Regions from separate parts of the Homo sapiens genome. Here region 1 is linked to region 2. Evidence: chromatin contacts called from ENCODE Hi-C or POLR2A ChIA-PET data. All regions are on one chromosome and are shown on one strand. Each heading gives the region's core, a stretch centred on a gene start or an enhancer-like site at or near the end of the contact. The rest is flanking DNA. Distances are from core to core; before and after follow the strand shown.

Region 1 (4,905 bases), core at 1,059-3,558, 330 kb after region 2:
TTCATTGCTAACATTATTTTAGTACTGCACACCTGGACACATCGCACAGTATAATGTAATATATGTAGTCAGGTTTTGGAGAATTTATTTCAATTTACATACAATCCTCCAAATCCTCTGGCGAGCTTGATGTGAAATCTGACACAGCCACATCTCCCTAGCAGGATCTTCTTTTGCTCTCTATGTTAATAGCCAAAGGCTCCAAGGATCTCTCCCTGGAGCGCGGTGGGGCTAAGGAGTCAGGAAGAGGGGTGACTGCGGGGCTTGTTGCGCTGAAGATTTACAATGTACTTCTTGCAGGCGGCTCAGCAACCCCCTCTGTGGCTGTGGGTGTCTGGTGTGACAGAGCGGAGAAAAGCTCTCTAATCTCCCAGTGCCTGCCTCTGCCGCTCAGTCGCTCCCCTCCCTCCCGCCTTTCCTGCCTCCTCGCGCGCTCCCTCTCCTTTGCCTTTCTCTGGGAGTTTCAGTCCCTCAATGCAGCTGGAGTAGCCCTGGCAATCTAAACCCGAAGCCTGTGTATATACACACACGCACACACGCGCACACACATGCACACGCGCTCGGACATACGCACTTCGGCTCTCCCCCTTGGGATATGGAGCAAACCCAGAGCTTCATCTACCTGAAGGGGATGGCCCGGCCGGACACTTCTTTCTCACTTGTCATCTCCGGAGGGCAGAGCAAGACTGGAATGAGGGAGTCTCGCTGTCGGGTCTGCAACCTCCTGCCGTTTGCCGCCACCGCCGCTTAAAGTGCCCAGGGTGGAGAAGGCTTTTCCAGGACGGATCTCCGTCGTAGCTTCGCGGCCCTGGGACTTCCTCCTGCTGGTTCACTCTAGTCTCTCCCACCTCGGCCATCCTTTTCTCTCCAGCTGCAGGGTGTATGGCTCGGGTGCCTCCCGTGCTGTGGCCGCCGTCACTGCTGCTGCGAGCACATTCCACCCAGAGGACCGAACGCCGCCGCTGGAGTGGGGGGAGAAAGCGAAAGCCCTAACTTCCCTCTCTACACCCTCGCTCTTCCCACCGCTCCCGTCCTTCTCCCTAGCCGAGAACCGGTTGGAAGGCTCCCGCGGAAAGCGAGGCGAGAGCGCGGCGCAGGGGAGGGAGAGCCGGGAGCCGCAGGCGCGCAGGGGCGGGGGCAGCATGTGCCCCGCCGCCGGGTGCTCGTCCGAGAAGTAGCGCGCGCTGGGCAAGCAAGACGCTTTCCAAGTTGGGCGCGTCCCAGAGCTCACAGCCCGGTGTCCAGAGTGAGGCGGGGCTGATGGGGGTCGCGGAAGCTGCCGTCGCTTGTGTCCAGAACCCGTCTTAAAAGAACCCGGGCCAGCATCCCCAGTCGCGCGCCCTCGGCCCGCGTGAGCTCTCCGATGCCTGCTCTGGCTGTGGCCCGGGTGGCCCGCCCGCGGGGGGTGCCAGAGGGGGCGGGGGAGGAGGAGGAGGCGGTGTGATGGCCCTGGACGGCGAGCTGGGGGAGCAAGAGGAGGAGAAGAAAAAGAAGAAGAAAAAGAAGAGGAAGAAGAAGAAGGAGGAGGAGGAGGAGGAGGAGGGGGCCGAGAAGAGCAGCTCACCCTTCGCAGCCGCGATGGGGGAAGACGACGCCGCGCTTCGGGCTGGCAGCAGGGGGCTCTCCGACCCGTGGGCAGACTCAGTGGGAGTGCGACCCCGCACCACGGAGCGCCACATCGCCGTACACAAGCGGCTTGTGCTGGCCTTCGCTGTGTCCCTCGTGGCATTGCTCGCGGTCACAATGCTCGCTGTGCTGCTCAGCCTGCGCTTCGACGAGTGCGGGGCGAGTGCCACGCCAGGCGCCGACGGTGGCCCCTCAGGCTTTCCGGAGCGCGGCGGCAACGGGAGCCTCCCTGGATCGGCCCGGCGCAACCACCACGCAGGCGGGGACTCCTGGCAGCCCGAGGCGGGTGGGGTGGCCAGTCCGGGGACCACGTCGGCCCAGCCGCCGTCGGAGGAGGAGCGGGAGCCGTGGGAGCCGTGGACGCAGCTGCGCCTGTCGGGCCACCTGAAGCCGCTGCACTACAATCTGATGCTCACCGCCTTCATGGAGAACTTCACCTTCTCCGGGGAGGTCAACGTGGAGATCGCGTGCCGGAACGCCACCCGCTACGTAGTGCTGCACGCTTCCCGAGTGGCGGTGGAGAAAGTGCAGCTGGCCGAGGACCGGGCGTTCGGGGCTGTCCCTGTAGCCGGTTTTTTCCTCTACCCGCAAACCCAGGTCTTAGTGGTGGTGCTGAATAGGACACTGGACGCGCAGAGGAATTACAATCTGAAGATTATCTACAACGCGCTCATCGAGAATGAGCTCCTGGGCTTCTTCCGCAGCTCCTATGTGCTCCACGGGGAGAGAAGGTATGGAGGGAGGCGGTGCCCCGCGCTGCCCCACCCCGGCGCGCGGCTCGAACCTCTGGGCGGCCTGCGACCCCGGGGACCCAGCTGGCTTCCAATACCCGGGAAGCCAGGGGTGGGGGGAAGGAAACGAAAGCGGAGTAGGGCAGTCAGAACTCCGGGGTCTCCCAGATGCCTCGGGGTCTCGCTGCCGCCAACTTCGCAAACTGACTCACCGGTGCCAAAAGATGAATGCTGCCCCCTCCTCTAGTCGGGACCTCTCCTCTTCCTGTCAGAGTTCCTTAGCCATCGAAACGCAGGGCTCTTTTTCTGAAGGGTAGCTGATAATCTGAGCGATGCCAGAGTGACATGAAAAGCTTGCCAAGTTACTGTCGAGGGAAAATACGTGGCGCTGAAGGCCAAGACAACAGCGCATCCAGGTTAGCATGTCAGGGCAGGTCAGGGACACACCGTTCTCCACCCCCACCCACAACATGCCCATCTTCCCTGACTATTAGTCTCCTGCCAGGTGCAGAGCAGAGGATGGGCTTTGGCTGCGTCAAGTTTCCCCAAACTTCAAGTTGAGATTCGGAGTGAAAAGAGTGGTTTCCAGAGATAGGCTGAGAGGACCGGGACGGGGGTGGAGGTTGCCAAGGCCAGAGCCAGCGATAAGTGGCCTCGCGGGCGCTGCCAGCTCTGTGCTAAGGCAGGGCGACTCCGGTTGTTTGTTTATGAGTTGCTGCCTCTGGAGATGATTCCAGTGGCCAAGCGGTGGGAAAGCTAGTTGTCAGTCTCAAATGCCTTGTTAGTGTCTTTGCCGCGTTTTACATTTGTGTAGTTTTGTATTTTTATAAAAAATTTCCGAGAGGCCGTGGAGCTTTTCACCACTTGTTTAGAGCTCAGACCTCATAATCCAATAGAACTGAGTTCGAATCTCTGCTGTTCATCTAACTCTGGTGGAGGTTTGAGGAAGGTAATTAACCTTTTCCTGACATGACTACTTCTAGTGCTTATTGCACGCCCATGTACTCAATCCGACAAGAACCCTATGAGGTAGACGCTATTATCAGCATTCCCTATTTTACAGGTGGGGAAATGGAGGCACAGGTGTGTCACATAGCTTGATCAAGATCACCAAGAGTGAGCAGACAAAGCACGGATTTAGACCCAGGGAGTCTGGCTCTTGAGCCTAGACTTTTAATTCTAACTTGGGGATACCAATAATAATATTCTACTTGTAGGATTGGTGTAGACGTCTATGAGTGAATGCATTACAAAGTACTTACCCCTGTGCCTGGCATATAGAGTATCCACCATAAATGCTAGCTCTCATGAGTGTCTTGTGGCAGTAAGCTCTCAGGTATATTGTTGAATGAATAAGTGATTCTTGTTCTTTGCTCTAATTCCCACATTGCTAAGATAACTTAGATTAATTAAATGACTGAGGGCAGATGAACAACCAAAGTGAGCTTAAAAATTAAACCAACAACTTTAGAAGAGGAGGCAGGTTACAGATCAGTAATGAGGCAGAGCCTCTCCTTTTCTCAGGTGATTCTCACAACAGCAGAAAATGGGCTCGGAGAAGCCCAGGGCCCTGGAGGTGAGCAGGCTTGTCAGTGGAGAGTTAGGACTTGAACTTTGGTTCTCTAATCCCTGGACCAGACAGAGCTTATGGTGTTTGGAAACTCTCAGAAGAAGTTATTGTGTAAGAGGCTGGGGAAATTGCAATGTGTTGTGAAAGTAAGCAAAAGTTTTATTATTTATAGAGTTCTATGAAGTAACCTCCTATAAATAAAATGCCCAATGCTTTAGTAGCTGTATGATAGTTAAAACCTCCTATAAGTGAATGTATAAATTATTCACTTTCTTACTCCTGACATTAGATATGGATATTTTAAACCCCCTTCTACCACTTCCTCCAACATGTTCTAAAGAATACAGATTAAAAATATTTTTTAAACCCAGAATTATGTCAAATACGGGGGAAAGGCATAGAAAACAAATTTGCATACTATGTTTAGGAACAAGCTTCTTAGGTCAAAATGTCAATAGTGGGAGTTGCATATCATTACTGATACATCTTGCTGCAGTGAAATAAATGCTTTTGAAAAATCCTGTTTTTTGAGCCATGCCAAAATATGTTTGGCAGAACTGAGCTTGTTTTGGTCAATGCTTTCAAATTAACAGGACTCTTAAAAAGACCAGATGTTTCTGCTTGAACCGTAACTGATTTCTTGTACCCCTAGTGCGTATTTGTACTCAAACTCTCTTGCAGTTTTCCCCAAAGAAGTAAACAACTTGGTTGGAAGTTCAACCTAGTTAACATATAGTTAAACTCTTCATCCCAATAGAAATGCAGAACTCAGTGTTCTGAAAATCCCAGGATTGTTTTATTTCTAAACAGCATCTTAGAGAAAGTCCTTGTTCTTCATTTTTTTTTCCTTCCTCATTATTATTATTAGAGTAAATCTTATAATTTCTTGGATGTTTCTACTGGAGTTGATAAGACAAAAGAAATAAATCTAATAAACCATTTCATAGTTATGCAAACTTTCTATTTATTAAACATTTT
Region 2 (4,687 bases), core at 761-3,260:
GATTATTGTAACTTTGTTATAAGTTTTGATTTGTCTAACTGCTTCTCACACTTTGAACCACTCTTTTTCAGTCTCATCTACCTTCAATTCCAGAGGTATTTGAGCCTTTAGGGTATTCTGTCATGTAAAGTGCGTTGCTTCTAAGTCTTCTTCATTGATAGCTTAAGGTTCAGCTTTCCCATGACTGCAAAGCCTTTGATCAGTTTTTTCTTCTTTCAAGCTGCTAATTTTTTGTTGCCATTGTTTTCCAACTTATGCGACTCTTGTGTACCTTGAAAAGGAATTTTTTATCTTGTTTTAATAGGGTTTCCAGGGTGAGCAAAAGTAGTTAAATCTTTAATATTCTAAATATATATTATAAATAAATTACTTTTAATATCTTTTTTTCCCTCATTTCCACATCCAAGCAGGGACACTATCTAGTGGATTTTATCCCTTCACATCTCTGGTTCTTTCATTACATCTCAGTAACATTAGCTACTATTATTGTCATTAGTTCATTTGCCTTATTTAAACTTGCTTCTCCTATTAGCTGATTAGAGCTGACCCTTACAGAAAATGTAAGCCAAATAATATTTTCAGAATTAGATCAATTAATAATTATGTCTCTTCAAGACTCCAGAAACAATTAAACTTCAGTCAATATTAGTTCATCCCGACTTGTTTTGAAATTTTTTTTCTATATAGACAAGCAGTGCCAGCACCAGATTTTGTTTAGATTTTCAGTCAAACAAGCACATTTGGTCAAGAGTTTTTCATTCTTCAGGAGATTGGTAACATTTTCCTGTGGCCTGGTGAATTTTATGACTTTCTAAGGTTTGAATAGTAAGAATATTGATTAATCTATGCATGTCAAGTTGCTGGATTTGATCTAGTTGACATTGATATTTGACAGTATGTTTAGTCATTAAAAGCTCAAATGTCATAGTACTCTTAACCTCTGCTTTCTCCTCACCACATAACGCACAGATCTCGTATATTTAAGTAGCACTTTTTATATGAAAGGGTCATGTCAAAGATTAAATTTCCATGATTTCCAGTAGAGAGAAAAACCACAAGAGTATTAAAATGAATGGCTGATATATGGGAATCTAGTTTCCTTTTATTTCTCATTTAGTAAGGAAGATTCCAGGATTAGTATCTGAGCTATATGTAATCTACATGTGGCTAAATTGAACCCTTACCTTTCCTTTGCAATACATTTTCCTCCATATAACTCTGCATAGAGGCATCACAGGATTAAGAAGAAGCCCTTTTATGAAAGCCATTACACATATATACACTCACACATTTGCATGCACAAAATTAGAATATGTCAAGTCAGAAAAAGCTTATTAACATAAAATGGAGTTGGTCAATGAGTAAAAAAAATATGCTGATGGGAGGGATAAGATCTAGTGTTCGGGAGCACAATAATTTATTTTCTTTTGTATTTTAAAATAACTGGAAGAGTGGAATTGGAATGTTTCTAACACAAAAAGAAATGATAAATGCTTGAGGCAATGGATATCTTGATTACCTTATTTGATCATTACACATTGTACGCTTGTGTCAAAATATCACATGTGCCTTATAAATGTGTACAACTATTAGTTATCCATAAAAATTAAAAATTAAAAAATCCGTAAAATGGTTTAAGCATTCAGCAGTGCTGATCTTTCTTAAATTATTTTTCTAATTTTGGAAAGAAAGCACAAAATCTTTGAATTCACAATTGCTTAAAGACTGAGGTTAACTTGCCAGTGGCAGGCTTGAGAGATGAGAGAACTAACGTCAGAGGATAGATGGTTTCTTGTACAAATAACACCCCCTTATGTATTGTTCTCCACCACCCCCGCCCAAAAAGCTACTCGACCTATGAAACAAATCACACTATGAGCACAGATAACCCCAGGCTTCAGGTCTGTAATCTGACTGTGGCCATCGGCAACCAGAAATGAGTTTCTTTCTAATCAGTCTTGCATCAGTCTCCAGTCATTCATATAAAGGAGCCCGGGGATGGGAGGATTCGCATTGCTCTTCAGCACCAGGGTTCTGGACAGCGCCCCAAGCAGGCAGCTGATCGCACGCCCCTTCCTCTCAATCTCCGCCAGCGCTGCTACTGCCCCTCTAGTACCCCCTGCTGCAGAGAAAGAATATTACACCGGGATCCATGCAGCCAGCAATGATGATGTTTTCCAGTAAATACTGGGCACGGAGAGGGTTTTCCCTGGATTCAGCAGTGCCCGAAGAGCATCAGCTACTTGGCAGCTCAACAGTGAGTACTACGTACCTGGCACTATGGAGAATTATTTTTTAGGGTGTGACCATCTTCTCCTCACCATATGAATCCCTTTTGTAGTGTAAGCACGCACACCTCAAATTTCTCCTTCTTTATAATCTGTCTACCCTGCTTTCCTCCTGTCTGCCTCCAGTCTTCCTCTTCTCTCCATAAGTAAAGCGAGTGTGCCAATCACTGCGTGCTCAACTTTTTTTCCGCAAAGTTTGTAAGTAGAGAGTTAAGAAGTTCCTGAACATTAAGAATGAGAGATTGTATGAATCAATGTCTTAAATCTACAGCCAAAAAAAAAAAAAAAAAAATGGAGTGTGAAGAATTTTGAAAAGCCGTTTATTATGAGGAGGAGGAGTAGGGAGAACAAATTAAATAAATTTCCACGGTTTTCAGAAGATCATTGTGTCTCCTACACCCCCTTCAGTTTACAAAGCCTGGTCTTTAAACATAGAACTATTATTTTCTCTTCTTAGTTATGGGTGCAGGTTATTGGAATAAAAGAAAGATTGGATTCCTTTCAAAAGTTTTTCTGTGTTTCACATTGCTCAATTTTTTTCAGTTTACTTGATGGAATAATGAAAGCAATACACCACTTGCTATAGTATTTAAGGGAGTTTTATGTTTATAATATCTACAGGATAAAAAAGCAGTATTTGCAGGATTTTAGATCCTGCTTTCAGGTAGTAGTCATGGGATTTAATAAAAACCACGAAATAAAAATGTATCCAGGTCCTAGTCATTAAAAATATTAAATGGTATTTTATTACTGTACTATCAGAGTTTATCAACCAAATCCAATTCAGTCTGTATCATAGAATCATCTGTTTTAATTTCGTAGCTCCAAATATGTGCCAGAGGGCTGCGTTGGACTGACATATTATTACTGATAAAAATGTTGAAAAGTAAACATGGCAACTTCTGTAGAATTATTTAAATCAATTTGCAAAAATGAGGCCAAAATGTAAATAGATTTTTTAACATTTAAATATCATGAATATTTGGATGAGATATTACAATGAAGAGTTTTGAAGTCATAATTAACTGCTAGAAGGAAAACAAAGTAAGCTCAGGGTAATGGTTAATGTATGACCCTTTTATATAAAAAATGCTACTTCTGTATGCAAGATCTGTGTGTTGTGTGGTGAGGAGGAGGCAGATGTTAAGAACACTGAGACATTTGAGCTTTTAATGACTAAACATACTGTCAAATGTCAATGTCTGCATAAACTTCTTCCCTCCCTCAAGTCATAAATAATAAAATCTCCATCTCTATTATATATAAATCTAGTGAGTAAGGCAATACTGATGTGTGAAAATAAAGCCAGTAGAGAAATCAGAAGAAGACAATGGCAGATAACTATTCACTGGGTCCCAAAGCAAACCTACATTTCTCAGTTTCATGAGGATGTAGTAGATTGGTACGATTGTATTAAATCACCATTTGCCAGGAGTTACTTCTATGTCTGCCCAATGCTGTATTTGCATATAAAGAATATAAAACAGACCACATAATTTTGCATTGTCTGTCAAATGAAAGTTTCCAGCTTGTTGTTTTTGTTTTGTTTCCTCCCATTCTATTCCTAAATAAAGTTTCCAGCTTTTTATTCTGCATTTCTGGCAATGTGACCTGAGTTACTGGAATCTGTCATTTTTTTCTTTAGCCAGCAGGATTAATAGACATTACTTCATCAGGCAATATAAAATCTTAAGTGGCTAATGAAGTGTTAATCTTTTTCAGTTTCTCAGATTTTTACTGTTTGCCCCTAATAATTAGCTGGCCAGGTTTCTTCCTTCCTGCCTTTCTCCTTTTTTCCTTTTATTTGTCACTGAATTTTAATAGTCACTTCTCAAATATTATCTTCTGACACAGATGGCCTTAGAGTTAGTTATACATGTGTCTGTGCTGAACTTTTGCAGGCAGATTCACATTGACAATGTGGATCTAACTGAAGAAAGTAATACTACCCATTAATTTCTGGGCATGTGCTGACATATTTTGGAATGAAATCGATATTTTGTTTTTAAAATTTAATTGAAACTAAAATTATTTTCAAAAATATGTTTGATCTTATTTTTAATATGGTTAGTAATTAATATAGTTTCCATAGGATTCAACGAGGCTAAGAGATCAAATTTTGTGCTGTAAAATAATCCTAGAAAGGCAGGAATTTTTCATATATGATATTGCAGGCGTTACGACAGTCAGGTTTTTGTTGCTATTAAAGTGAAGCAAATCTGATCCCCTTTTAATTTCAACCACTAGATGATGTCTTAGACCATTGGAAAATAGTGTCTCAGAATAAATTAGACCAATATTTATGACTGAAAGTTATGAGTGACACGGCAACTTCACCTTAAGTTTGTATGATTGGTGGAGCTTCCAGCTTATGAATGACATGTATGGGAAAAATCTAA

The links. Hi-C counts contacts between places; a loop is a spot of excess contacts on that map. ChIA-PET counts read pairs that join two places held with the same protein, here RNA polymerase II (POLR2A). Pooled maps may share reads with other maps.
Region 1: a map of right lobe of liver shows a loop between it and region 2 (4-fold over the local background). The contact joins the promoter of TRHDE-AS1 here to the promoter of TPH2 in region 2. A Hi-C loop is called at or near these places in 1 of 168 maps with a recorded cell type or tissue (right lobe of liver) and 1 of 50 pooled maps. POLR2A ChIA-PET finds 5 or more read pairs at or near these places in 1 of 52 experiments (WTC11).

Annotation. Positions count from the first base shown.
Region 1 is chr12:72,271,201-72,276,105 of GRCh38, forward strand. It overlaps TRHDE-AS1 (TRHDE antisense RNA 1), which reads right to left and starts at 2,309. Exons shown (of 2, transcript NR_026837.1): 1 at 623-2,309. It overlaps TRHDE (thyrotropin releasing hormone degrading enzyme), which reads left to right and starts at 1,170. Exons shown (of 19, transcript NM_013381.3): 1 at 1,170-2,357. The coding sequence starts at 1,444.
Region 2 is chr12:71,936,835-71,941,521 of GRCh38, forward strand. It overlaps TPH2 (tryptophan hydroxylase 2), which reads left to right and starts at 2,011. Exons shown (of 11, transcript NM_173353.4): 1 at 2,011-2,257. The coding sequence starts at 2,153. RefSeq lists a silencer at 1,877-2,176.